Linked DNA regions of Homo sapiens: all the other regions are linked to region 1. A link is a contact called in ENCODE Hi-C or POLR2A ChIA-PET data. All regions are on one chromosome and are shown on one strand. Each heading gives the region's core, a stretch centred on a gene start or an enhancer-like site at or near the end of the contact. The rest is flanking DNA. Distances are from core to core; before and after follow the strand shown. Region 1 has its middle 79 kb from the start of CHASERR. Region 2 overlaps SLCO3A1 (solute carrier organic anion transporter family member 3A1). Region 3 has its middle 370 kb from the start of LINC02207.

Region 1 (4,099 bases), core at 821-3,320:
AGTTCCTGTTTAGACCTTTGAACAATGACCATGTCTAGTGGTCTCTCCATAGCACATGATGTATAAAATTGTTCTTATTTTCATTACTAACAGCTACAAAATAACTATAAAGTAGATCATAAATATGCCATATGTAAATATGTATACATAGTGCTTTTATTTTTATGTGGAATCTAAATCAAATATGTGAAGAGCTTCTTGGGTTGGGCATTTATTCTGCCACTTTTTAAGGGGCATTGCAAAGGCAATTCAGGGCTTTGTGACTTTGGACATGTAACTTAACCTCTCAGCGCTTCAGTTTGCTCCTTTGTAAAACAGATTTGTAAAAAGTGCTTGTTCCAGGCTGGGCTTGGTGGCTCACTCCTGTAATCCCAGCACTTTGGGAGGCTGAAGCAGTGGATCGCCTGAGTCCAGGAGTTCGAGACCAGCCTGGGCAACAAGGTGAAATGCCCTCTCTACTAAAATTACAAAAATTAGCTGGGTGTGGTAGCGTGTGCCTGTAATCCCAGCTACTCTGGGGGTGCTGAGGTGGGAGGATCGCTTGAGCCCAGGAGGTCGAGGCTTCAGTGAGCCCAGATGGTGCCATTGCACTCCAGCCTCGGCAACAGAGTGAGACCCAGTGTCAACAAATATATAAGTAAACAAATAAATAAATACATAAAGTACTTGCCTGTAGGCTTGTTGTGAGGTTGGATTGTGTCACGGTATATACCTTATTTGGAATATTGCTTGGCACAGTCATTGTTAGATAAATAAAAAAAATCAAAAGAGATGTAGAAATAGAAGTTTGATGAGAGTTCAGAGGAAAAAGATTTCTTTTTCTTTTTTTCCTGAGGCGGAGTCTTACTCTGATTCCCAGGCTGGAGTGCAGTGGCACGATCTTGGCTCACTGCAACCTCTGTCTCCTTGGTTCAAGCGATTCCAGAGGAGAAAGATGTTAATGTTTGTTTTGTACCTAGAACCTCATCGCTGGATGGGATTGTAAAGATCTGTGACTATTTTACACATTTGTTCTTTTTTTTTTTTTTTTGAGACAGAGTCTTGGTCTGTTGCCCATGCTGGAGTGCAGTGGTGTGATTTCGGCTCACTGCAACCTCTGCCTCCTGGGTTCAAGTGATTCTCCTGCCTCAGCCTCCTGAGTAGCTGGGATTACAGGTGCACGCCACCAAGCCTGGCTAATTTTTGTATTTTTAGTAGAGACGAGGTTTCACTCTGTTGGTCAGGCTGGTCTCGAACTCTGACCTCAGGTGATCTACCTGCCTCGGCCTCCCAAAGTGCTTGGATTACAGGTGTGAGCCACTGCACCTGGCCTCCCATTTATTCTTAGCAGTAACAGTTGGTCCCTGAAATTAGGAAACTGACTCTATTGTGATCTTCCAAGAGCTACATTGTCCAGCCCCTGGGCCTGTACATCCTTATGGAGTGAAGACTGACAGTTTTCCCTTAGGTCAGTGGAGCTACAGTGGCGTGTTGGAGTCAGCTGCTCAGAATGATGATGCACTTTTCTTTCCAACTTTGGTTTCAATGACATCATGTTGGTAGCTTGAAACTGGCCATAGCAGGGGTATTTACACCACAGGAATAGGTAAACACTACATATTAAGGCTTTTCCCCTTGGAGATGCCTTGTTAAATATTTACCAACACTCCACTGCCTGTTACAACACAGCAAAAGCCCCTCTGAGAGAAGGCCAGAGAATGTACCTAACTCCTCCCAGGTTGTCCAGTGTTTCATTGTCCCTGGACTGAAGAGTCCCTCAGTGGCCTTTGCTGAGATATTTCAACACCCTAGTCTCTTAAACTGTAAACAAAGGAGAGTCATGAGTTATTTCTGGGTGAGTCAGTCCAATATTGCACAAGCATTTCTGGGGGTAGTAGAGGGGAGGCAAGAGGGAAACTGGGTAGGCTGGGGAGCTATCTAACTGCCCAAGACACTTGAATCCTAAACAAACGGGAACTAAATGAGAGGTGGGAGGGACATAGTCTTTTCTGACGGGAACTGTCTGTGACTCATTCTCTTTCAGGAGTCAGAAACTCCAAAACCTGTGGGAGTGGGGAGGGGCGAGCAGTGCGGTTTTTAGAGAGGTGTGGAGTTATTATAGGGACTCTTAAAATTCTTCTCCCTTGCTCAGTGTGGTGACTCATACCGGTAATCCCAGCACTTTGGAAGGCAGAGGCAGGAGGTTTGCTTGAGCCTAGAAGTTCAAGACCAGCCTGGGCAATGTAGCAAGACCCCAACTGTATAAAAAATAAAAATAATTAGCCAGACATAGTGGTGCATGCCTGTAGTCCCAGCTACTTGGGAAGCTTAAAAATCTACCTCCATTTAACCTGGTAGATTTGGGGATGTGTGTGGTGGGCTGAATAATGGTCTCCCAGTGATATCCCAATATGTGGAAACTGAATGTTACTTTATCTGGCAAAAACAACAAAAACCAAAACACAGGCAGGGCAAGGTGGCTCACACCTGCAATCCCAGTGAGACTCTGTCTCAAAGAAAAAAAAAAACAAAAAAACAAAACCCCAACAACTAGGGCTTTGCAAATGTGCAGGTGTGTAAGTTAAAGATCTTACTTTTAAAACAATTTTATTTTAGGGTGTGGTGGCTCACACCTGTAATCCCAGCACTTTGAGAGGCCGAGGTGGGCAGATCACCTGAGGCTGGGAGTTCGAGACCAGCCTGACCAGCATGGAGAAACCTTGTCTCTACTAAAAATACAACAAAGTTAGCCGGGTGTGGTGGCTCATGCCTGTAATCCCAGCTACTTGGAAGGCTGAGGCAGGAGAATCACTAGAACCCAGGAGGCGGAGGTTGTGGTGAGCCAGGATCGTGCCATAGCACTCCAGCCTGGGCAGCAAGAGCGAAACTCCGTCTCAAAAAAAAAAAAATTATTTTATTTTATTTTATTTTGAGATGGAGTCTTGCTTTGTAGCCCAGGCTGAAGTGCAGTGACATGATCTCGGCTCACTACGCCCAGCTTAATTTAAGGATCTTGATGCCGGGCACGATGGCTCACGCCTGTAATCCCAGCACTTTGGGAGGCCGAGGCAGGTGGATCACTTGAAGTCAGGAGTTCAAGACCAGCCTGGCCAACATGGTGAAACCCCACCTCTACTAAAAATTCAAAAATTAGCCGGGCATGGTGGCACATGCCTGTGGTCCCAGCTACTTAGGAGGCTGAGGCAGGAGAATCACTTGAGCCCGGGAGGCGGAGGATGCAGTGAGCCAAGACTGCGCCACTGCACTCCAGCCTGGGAAACAGAGCGAGACTCCATCTCAAAAAAAAAAAAATATCTTGAGATGGGGAGATGATTTTGGATGATCAGGGTGGGCCTTAAGTGTTATCACATGTATCTTCCTAAGAGGGAGGCAGAGGAAGGCTTGTCTACACACACCAGAGAATTTCTGCCACAGAGACTGGAGTGAAGTATCATCCATGAAGCAAGGAACTCCAAGGACTGCCACCAACACCAGAAGAAAAAGCCATGGAACAGAGGGTCTCCTCTGGAGGCTTCAGAAAGAGCATGGCCCCAGCCGGGCATGTTGGCACATGCCTGTAATCCCAGCACTCTGGGAGGCCAAGGTGGGTGGATAATTTTGAGCTCAAGAGTTCAAGATCAGCATGGGCAACATAGCAAAACTACATCTCTACTAAAAATACAAAAAGATTAGTTGGGCTTGGTGGCACATGCCTGTGGTCCCAGCTATTCTGGAGGCTGAGGTGGGAGAATTGCTTGAGCCTGGGAGGAGGAGGTTCCAGTGAGCCGAGATTGCGCAACTGCACTCTAGCCTGGGTGACAAAGCCAGACCCTGTCTCAAAAAAAAAAAAAAAAAAAAAGAACAAAAAAGGAAATGAGAAAACCTAGACAGAAAAGATGGAATAGCTCATTCAACCTCACAGAGCTGGTATAGAGAAGCAGGATTTGAACACTGATCACTAAGTAGAGAGATGACTAGGTAACCCCAACTGATAGGATTAGTAAGGACATTTTCTGGAGAAGAGATCCTTATAAGGCATTCAGAAGAGCAAATGGAATTTCTAGGGGAAATGCTGGGAAGCCCATTCCAGGCAGTGAGCTACTGCATGAGAAACGGCAAA
Region 2 (4,099 bases), core at 564-3,063, 860 kb after region 1:
AGACAATTCAATTAGGGCCTGAGTCCTCATTCTAAGTTAAAGAGAATATTGGAGAAAAGTTGAAATTTGGGCGTGGCAGAGGAATCTTAACATGTACTACAGAAAGCTTAAGGGAAGTGCAAGGTTTCTGTTGCACCCAAAAAAAGAGGGGGAGAGAAAGAGAGAGAGAGGGAGCCTGCTCGTGCCTTTCCCCCTCTGGATGGCCATCATCAGTTCTGCAGGGAAGAAAAGCCCCCTCGATTTCTCCACATTCCTTCGTGAAAGACTCAGATGTTCAGAACTCAAAGCAGGCTCCTCTTTGAAAAGCATCTCGGGGGAGAGTGGGAAGGATTACTCTGACTCCTCCATATCAGAGATGCAAACCCTCCAGGACTTGCATTGTCATAATATCCGTGGCTGTCTGCTTGTCCATGGCTGAGCGGGGTGACAGAGTTCCAAAGGGAGCTGGCAGGACTTGTGACGGATCACTTGCTAAGTAAGCACAGAAGCCAAAGCCACTCTGAGCCCCACGCTGCAGCTGCTTACTATTCTGTGAAGCTGGTACTGAGAAGAGGGTTCACCCAATGCTTTGTCTCACTTTGGTGGATAGGTCTGGGAGCATCCTTCCAATACTGCTTTTCTCCCCTTGGCCATGTCTGTCTTGCCTCGAAGCCCAGAAATCAGGTACTGAATCTGTAAGGGGCTCACATTCCAAAGGGGGAGCCCTGGAGACCTAAGGCAGCTTACATCTTAGGAGGGACCTTGCACAGGGATATGGTAATCATACAAATAATGGTGAACACTTACGTGAGGGCTTCCTATGTGCCAGTGGCTGTTTTCAGTCCTTTGTAATAGATCAACATACATCAGCAACCCTAGGGAGGCAGTTTATAGATGAAGGAAACTGAGGTACAGTGAGGTTGTGCAATGTGCCCAAGGTCATCCTGCTAGTAATTATATCAGACAAGATGTGCAGGTAGCAAATGGCACGCTCAAAAGTTTCCAATGAAGAGCAGCTAATGGAGGTCTATTGACAGAAGTGAAGGCAGAGCCAAGGGACCCACCGAGGGATGCTAAGGCACCCAAGACAAGCAACATGGGAGGCAGTCACCAGAGGGTAGCCCTGAAGAGGCACAAAGAGGGAACCAGGTCATTGGAATCCAGCAAGAGCTGGCCTCTGGGGAGAGGAAGCCAGCGATGCCCAAATCATGACCTAGCACAGATGGAGGGAATACATTCCCAGGCCATTCTGTGTCCTCTGGGGCTCTGGCTTCTTCCTGGAGCCTCCTAGTCACCTCTATTTTATCAACAATGAGACATGAAAATTATGCACTGGGTATGAAAAACAGTATGGCGGTTCCTCGAAAAATTAAACATGGAATTACCATATAATCCAGCATTTCCATTTCTGGGTGTAAGCAAGAGAATTAAAAGCAGGAACTCAAAAGACATTTTGCACACCTATGGTTCATAGCAGCATTAATTCACAGCAGCCATAGGTGCAAGCAATCCTAGTGTCCATAGCAGATGAATGGATAAACAAAATATGGTTTACACCTACAATGAAATATGATTCTGCCTTAAAAAGGAAGGAAATTCTGACACAGGCTACAACTTGGATGAACCTTGAGGACATGATACTAAGTGAAGTAAACCAGTCACAAAAGGACAGATACTGTAGGGTTCCACTTCCAGGAGGTAACTAGGATAGCAAGACTCACAGAGACAGAAGGAAGCACACTGGTGGTTGCCAAGGGCTGAGGGGAGGGGGAATGGGGAGTTGTTTAATGAGTGCAGTTTCGGTTTTGCAACACGAAACATTCTGGAGATTGCACAACACTGGGAGTGTCCTTAACACTACTAGGCTGCACACTTACAAATGGGTAAGATGCTACGTTTTATGCTATGTGTCTTTTACCATCAATTTCTATAAAATGGAAATGAGACTAGACCTGAGGTTTTCAGTGTGCTCTGTGGAGACCTGAATTAATTACAAGGACAGAAGGTCAAGGGAGATGCTTTTAGGAGAGAAAGGGAGGCAGAACGAGGTCAAACGGCTGGGCCCTGGGCCCCACGCCCACTCGGGCAGAGCAGTTCTGCTCTGTCTGATCAATAGGGGAACTCCCCTTAAGATTTCCAGCAAAGGGCTGGGTGTGGTGGCTCATGCCTGTAATTCCAGCTCCTTGGGAGGAGTGATCAGTGACCTGATCACTTTAGGTCAGGAATTTGAGACCAGGCTGGCCAACATGGAGAAACCCCATCTCTTTTCAAAAATTAGCCGGGCGTGGTGGTGCACGCCTGTAATTCCAGCTTCTTGGGAATTACCTTCACCCAGGAGGTGGAGGTTGCAGTGAGCTGAGATTGGGCCACTGCAATCCAGCCTGGTCGACAGAGCAAGACTCGGTCTCGAAACAAACAAACAAACAAACAAACATACATTTCCAGCAGAGTTCTGTTGCAAAACAAAGTTTGAAAACCAGTGAGCCTGGGCATCGTCAATCTAAGAGGGATGGCCACTGACACACAACTCCAGGCCACATCCAACTACGGTCTCTACATGGTGCCCCCTGCAGTTGTGCCATAGTAGCACTGCTAAATGGCATGTTTTACCTGCACAGCTATAGGAATATACATAAAACAAAATCTCAACGATGGACAGGTGTGTGTTCTCATATCACCACTGTGTAACAATATCTAATCAAGTCCTGGAGGCTCTGAAATGCCTGCTATAGATCAGACATTGTGGGGTTCAGCAGTTGCTACATTTTTGGATTTCACAGAAGAGTCAAATATAAAATATTGAGGGGTAAATGACAGAGGTGCCACCTTTTTATTTCTACAAGTAAAATTTTAATAAGAAAAGCTGCCGTGATCCAAAATTATGATTTCCTAAAATTAGGTACATTTAAACAGCAAAACAGTAGGTGGTGGCATTGTCTAGAATAAAGAACAAGACTCTAAATTGAATAAATTAAGCTTATGACAAACTCTCCACCTTGTACTGTTCTCTCATTTTTGTCGTGGATGGGTAAGACCTAGCTCAAAGGCAGGCAGTCCTCAGCCAGTACGCTGGTGCAAGCCCCCATTTGTAGCCTGAGAGCTGCCCTCCTAAGACCAGCCCCCAGCCCTCACTCTCAGAACTGCAGATGCCCATAAGCCAGTGGCATTTATGCAGCTCCTACAGTATGCAAAGCACTGCATTGGGCAGAGGAGAGAGGGAAGCCTGAGCGCTCTCAGATGAAGTTGCACACAGACAAGCTCCATGAAGGTTAATGAATAGAAGATATTTTAAACATAAAAATTAAAAAGGAGGAAAAATAATTTTTTTAAAGACAAAGAGAAACAAACATCCCGAGTAAGAAAAAGTACAAAACCCATGGGAGATTAGAAGCTTCAAAACCTCCAAGACGAAGGAAGAGAAAAGATTACTTACTGAGTGAAATAAACCTCTGGTTCATCTAATTGCCAAGAAAGTGAGGCTCAGAAAAGCTAGGTAACTTGGCCAAGGTCACTCAATCAAGGCTCAGAGTTGAAGTTTGTCCTTCCCTAAGGCCAAAGGAACCAGGCCACCACCTCAACGAGTGACAGCGCCACTCCCGTGACACAGATCTGCTGGGTGGCAGACCCCACAGCCTCCCAGGGAATCTCAGGTCTTTGGGCTCAGTCCTAGCTGGTCACTCATGCACTGATTCAGTGTCTCTCTCCCACCCCCCAGCCGAGCCCCGCCCTGCCCCAACACACCTAAACCAGCTCACATTCCCTTCTCAGGAGAACACTACAACCTTCCGGCCAGGCCAGTGAAACAAGCCTACTTTCCACCTGCCCTGGAGCAGTGCTGCCCACAACCAGGCAAGGGAGCCTACAGAATTAATTTCCCATTGTAGCTGCCTAACAACCTCTAATTGCACGGCCAGAGGCTTGCACGTTAATGTCAGAGAAAATGGTCATAAATTTTAAAGGGTGATTTCCTTTCCACCCACTCCCTCTACCTTCACTTCAATAAATCACCCTCCTAAAACGGCAGGGTGGCAAAGCCCAAGGGCAAAGGTCAAGGGGGCCCCTCTTGACCTGATCCCTCATTAACATTTAGCAGCTCCCAAGTGGAATGTTCTCAAGGGTT
Region 3 (4,099 bases), core at 900-3,399, 680 kb before region 1:
GGCTGATTCCATCATTTTTGTCAGTAGATGGGAAATTCAAGTGCAACTCCTATATATAATTACCCATCATGTCTTGAATACAAAATTATAGCTTCCACAAGTTAGACACATTTCACACACAAACACTGCCATGGTATAAAAAGACAGTTAGGCAATAAATTCCATAAATGGAGTGGATGAGCAGAGTTTTTTTTTAACCACTAATATATTTTATACATTACGATGATATGCATTCTGCAAATTTGTGATGTCCTTTAGGATAGGATTTCTATATTAGATTTCTTTTCCAATGATCACAAAATCTCTCCCACCTTCACTTATCCCCCCCAAAAGCTTCCCAGAGAGGCGGCAAGAGCACCAGATTAGAAGTCAGGAAATGTGCATTATTTCTTAGATTCTATCACAAATTACTTTTTGTTGGCAAGTTATGTAATCCCTGCTTAACGTTCTCATCTACAAAACGTGAACAGTGGCACCTACTCCACTGAACTCCCAACCTGCTGGGAAAAGCCCTGGATTTGGAGTTAAGAGGCTGAAGTTTGAGTTGGACTTTGCCACTGACTGGCAAATGACTTTGGGTAAATCACATAAACTCCCAGAGACCAAGGTAATTCACCAGTAAAGCGAGCCTAATTCCACCTGCCTCACAAATTTGTGCTGAGAGTTAAATAAAGTAAGCCAGAGTGTTTTATAAACCACAAGCACTTACAGTAGCATAAGGTATTATTAATTAGGATCAAATAAGATCTTATAACTGTAGTGTTTTGAGAAGCACATAGCACATGTGTCATTGAATTTCTTTTTCTTTTCTTTTTTTTTTTTTTTTTTTGAGACGGAGTTTTACTCTGTCGCCAGGCTAGAGTCCAGTGGTGCAAACTTGGCTCACTGCAACCTCTGGTGCACCTTGGGAGGCTCTGGTTCAAGCGATTCTCCCACCTCAGCCTCCCGAGTAGCTGGGAATACAGGTGCACACCACCACGCCCAGCTAATTTTTGGATTTTCAGTAGAGACAGGGTTTCACCATGTTGGCCAGGATGGTCTCGATCTCTTGACCTCGTAATATGCCCACCTCAGCCTCCCAAAGTGCTGGGATTACAAACATGAGCCACGGTACCCAGCCGTCATTGAATTTCTTATGCAGCCAACCATGCTGCGTGTATCTTCTACAATCAACCTTTAATGTCTCACACATTTTAGGGCTACCTCTTTTTATCATCACTGGGGAAAGACCAGAGGATCCTACACAGCAGGCTGCCTGAGCAGCTCAAGTTGCCTTGCACTGAGCGTGTCATAGGAAGCCTGGATGACACCAAGACTCAGCGACTGAGGAGACCTGGCCCGGCGCTACTCCTGTGTTGGGAAAGGTGGCATGGAAAAACGAGGAACTCCTTTCTGCTCGAGGAGTGATAAGGCGTGACAGCAAAAGAGGTTTTGTGTAATCTTCCCTTGCTACAGCCAAGCAAGTTCAGGGCCCAGGCCAAGACTTGTTCAACGAGAACCAGGTAGAACCTTTCAAGGCTAATGACACATGAGATTGACTTCAGACACAGTTTGATGAAGTTTCATTTCCTAAACCCAAGTTCATTCACCTCACTGCCCCACTTCGATCTGTCAGATATTCTAGAAGCACTCAGCTTTCTCCAAACTGACCCATGGATCCATAGCACAGTAGGCCATAAGGAGAACATACTGTCCAAACCTCTTCAAATGGCCCCAGCATGCCAGATGCCTTGACCAGGAGCGGTGGAAATAGCACTGGCATGTTCCACCTTTGGCCTTGATTTGTAGCAATGCACAGGTGGCGTCCACAGCACCCAGTGCCAACCCAGAGCACGAGGACACGGGCATCAATTTCACAGCCTGAGTTCCCTAAGGTAACTTTTATAACTCTGCTATAGTAGTTACTTTTCTAAAGGTCAAGATTTACATGTTTATTTTGACTAATGCTACTTGGAATAATCCAGATTGAGGAAAAAAGAAAAAAGAAAGAAAGAAATTGACAGAAACAGTTTAATCTTGTTTGCAAGTGAAATCTACAGCTCATTTTGGGAAATATCCTGTGAGAATTCTTCTTGATGTCATTGAGAGGGGGAAGAAAGAATGACTTTCAGTTCAGCATGGGACACCCAGGGGGCGGAAAACGCCAGTCCCACACAAGAACATCTGGTTGGCGAACACAAAGGAACATAACACCTGCGAACTCCTCATGTGTTTACTCTGTAACTAGTTGTCCATTATCCACACAAAATATGTTTTGGGGCTGGAAACCGGTTTGTTCCTGCCAAGAAAGTCTGGAGTGATAACGCAGCCTGTTTACCTTGGAATTCTCCCCATCCTAGCTAGCATGGGTGGACCCTGCTGAGCCAAGACAGCTTTGGAACATGTTTCTGCCTCATGCCTGTTTGCTGAGACTTCTATAAGTTTGGAGCTGGCAACTGGGACAGGGTGTTGGAGGATGAGTGTGTGGAGAATAACTGTTGGGCTTCAGGAGAGGGTTATGATATTATTTATTCCTCAGTGATGATTTCCTGGCAGGACTTTTCATGTCTTAGCCTCTGGAAGGAGTTGCATGTATCAAAAACAACACCAAAACAAACCATTTTAACACCCACACTTACAGGAAACTCTACCCCAGGGGTTGAGAGTTCTTCTAAAGGAAGAAGAAGGCCTGCCATGTGCAACTCTGCCCTTGGCAGTGTGGTTGTCAGCCCCCAGCACAATTTATTGGTCCTTCTTTGAAGCGCTCTTGGCCTCTAGAATGAAGCATCCCCCGAAGAGACCTAGCAGAAAGCAACCCTTGGCCGAAGAGTTCCCGCCATAATTCAGTCCCTCTCATTGTCAGGTGGGACGGCCAAACACAGCATCACTCCCTGTCACCACCTTGAGTCAAAATTTTAGCAGGAGACTAATGGGAACAGTGAATGCCATTGGCTTGGGGACAAATTGAAGCTTACAATGAAGAAGTGAGAAGAGGTATGTGGAAAAATAGCAGAACTCATATTTATTTGAGTCCTAGCTTTAAGCCAGTCTCAATGATTAGCACTTTGCATACTCTTTCTCGTATAATTTTCATAATAACTCTATTCTCCTACTAATTTTGTAGGCTAAAAAAGGAGGAACTCTCCCAGGGTCAAGTTATTTCGCCAAATAGAAAGGCTGGGGTTTCCACCCACATCTCTCTGGCTTTTTTCTGCTACATCACACAGTCTGCAAAATGAAGGTTGACAAGAACTGATATTCCTTTGCCTCCAAATATATCCAAAAAGTCCCATTGTAGTGCTGAGTTGCTTGTCTGTTTGTTTCAGATGGCTTAGCCAGGTCTCTATTCCTCTTTATCTCACCCTGAGAACAGGAAGAAAGTTAAAAGATCATGGGGATTGTGTTGAACTAGGAGTAAGAAGGGCTATGTCCCAGGCTTGCTTCTCTCACACTGCACTCAGGTCCTCAGTTCACACTTGTTTCACATGAGAGTGCTGGAATATGTGCTGTGATAGATGTTGGCTCTATTGTTTAAAGATGTTCGATGCATCTCTAGAAAATAACAGAAACAGGCCAATGATCATAGAAGAAATGAAGTAGAGTGAGGTGAGTTACACAAAGATGAGGTAGGCTGAGCACATGGGTGCAGGTGGAAGATGGGAAAGATGGAAGGATCAAAAGTTACACTAAATATACTTGAGGCACTCAAAATTCACTGGGACTTAAATTGCCCACTCATGGGGAACACCCATTTTGGTTCTGCCTATCCTCTGGCTAAAACAGGGGTCCTCAACTCCTGGGCTCCTGCCTGTTAGGAACTGGGCTCCACAGCAGAAGGTGAGCAGTGAGCAAGCAAGCATTAACCCCCTGAGCCCCGTCTCCTGTTAGATCAGCCGCAGCATTAGATTCTCATAGGAGCACAAATCCTCCTGTGAACTGCGCACGCGAGGAATCTAGGTTGCGTGTGCCTTATGAGAATCTAATGCCTGATGATTTGTCACTGTCTCCCATCACCTCCAGAGGAACTATCTATTTGCAGGAAAACAAGTTCAGGGCATTGATTCTACATTATGAGGAGTTGTATAATTATTTCATTATATATTAAAATGTAATAATAGAA

Evidence for each region. A loop is a pair of places that touch in the nucleus more often than their neighbours do. ChIA-PET counts read pairs that join two places held with the same protein, here RNA polymerase II (POLR2A). Pooled maps may share reads with other maps.
Region 2: a loop to region 1 is called in a pooled map, with 4 times the contacts of the local background. The contact joins two enhancer-like sites. A Hi-C loop is called at or near these places in 1 of 50 pooled maps. POLR2A ChIA-PET finds 5 or more read pairs at or near these places in 2 of 52 experiments (BJ and H1).
Region 3: a map of ovary shows a loop between it and region 1 (9-fold over the local background). The contact joins two enhancer-like sites. A Hi-C loop is called at or near these places in 2 of 168 maps with a recorded cell type or tissue (chondrocyte and ovary) and 3 of 50 pooled maps. POLR2A ChIA-PET finds 5 or more read pairs at or near these places in 1 of 52 experiments (Panc1).

The regions. Positions count from the first base shown.
Region 1 is chr15:92,801,867-92,805,965 of GRCh38, reverse strand. No RefSeq gene overlaps it. Among named protein-coding and RNA genes, the nearest start is that of CHASERR, 79 kb to the left of the region's middle. RefSeq lists enhancers at 1,475-1,524, 4,062-4,099. Within about 2 kb of position 2,070, at least 34 of the 41 ENCODE cell types and tissues checked have a DNase peak (open chromatin) inside an H3K27ac peak, as active enhancers do; they include ovary, where a contact is called at or near this core.
Region 2 is chr15:91,940,890-91,944,988 of GRCh38, reverse strand. The region is part of intron 2 of SLCO3A1 (solute carrier organic anion transporter family member 3A1); the gene reads right to left. Among named protein-coding and RNA genes, the nearest start is that of SLCO3A1, 89 kb to the right of the region's middle. Within about 2 kb of position 1,813, at least 21 of the 41 ENCODE cell types and tissues checked have a DNase peak (open chromatin) inside an H3K27ac peak, as active enhancers do.
Region 3 is chr15:93,484,286-93,488,384 of GRCh38, reverse strand. No RefSeq gene overlaps it. Among named protein-coding and RNA genes, the nearest start is that of LINC02207, 370 kb to the left of the region's middle. Within about 2 kb of position 2,149, at least 11 of the 41 ENCODE cell types and tissues checked have a DNase peak (open chromatin) inside an H3K27ac peak, as active enhancers do; they include ovary, where a contact is called at or near this core.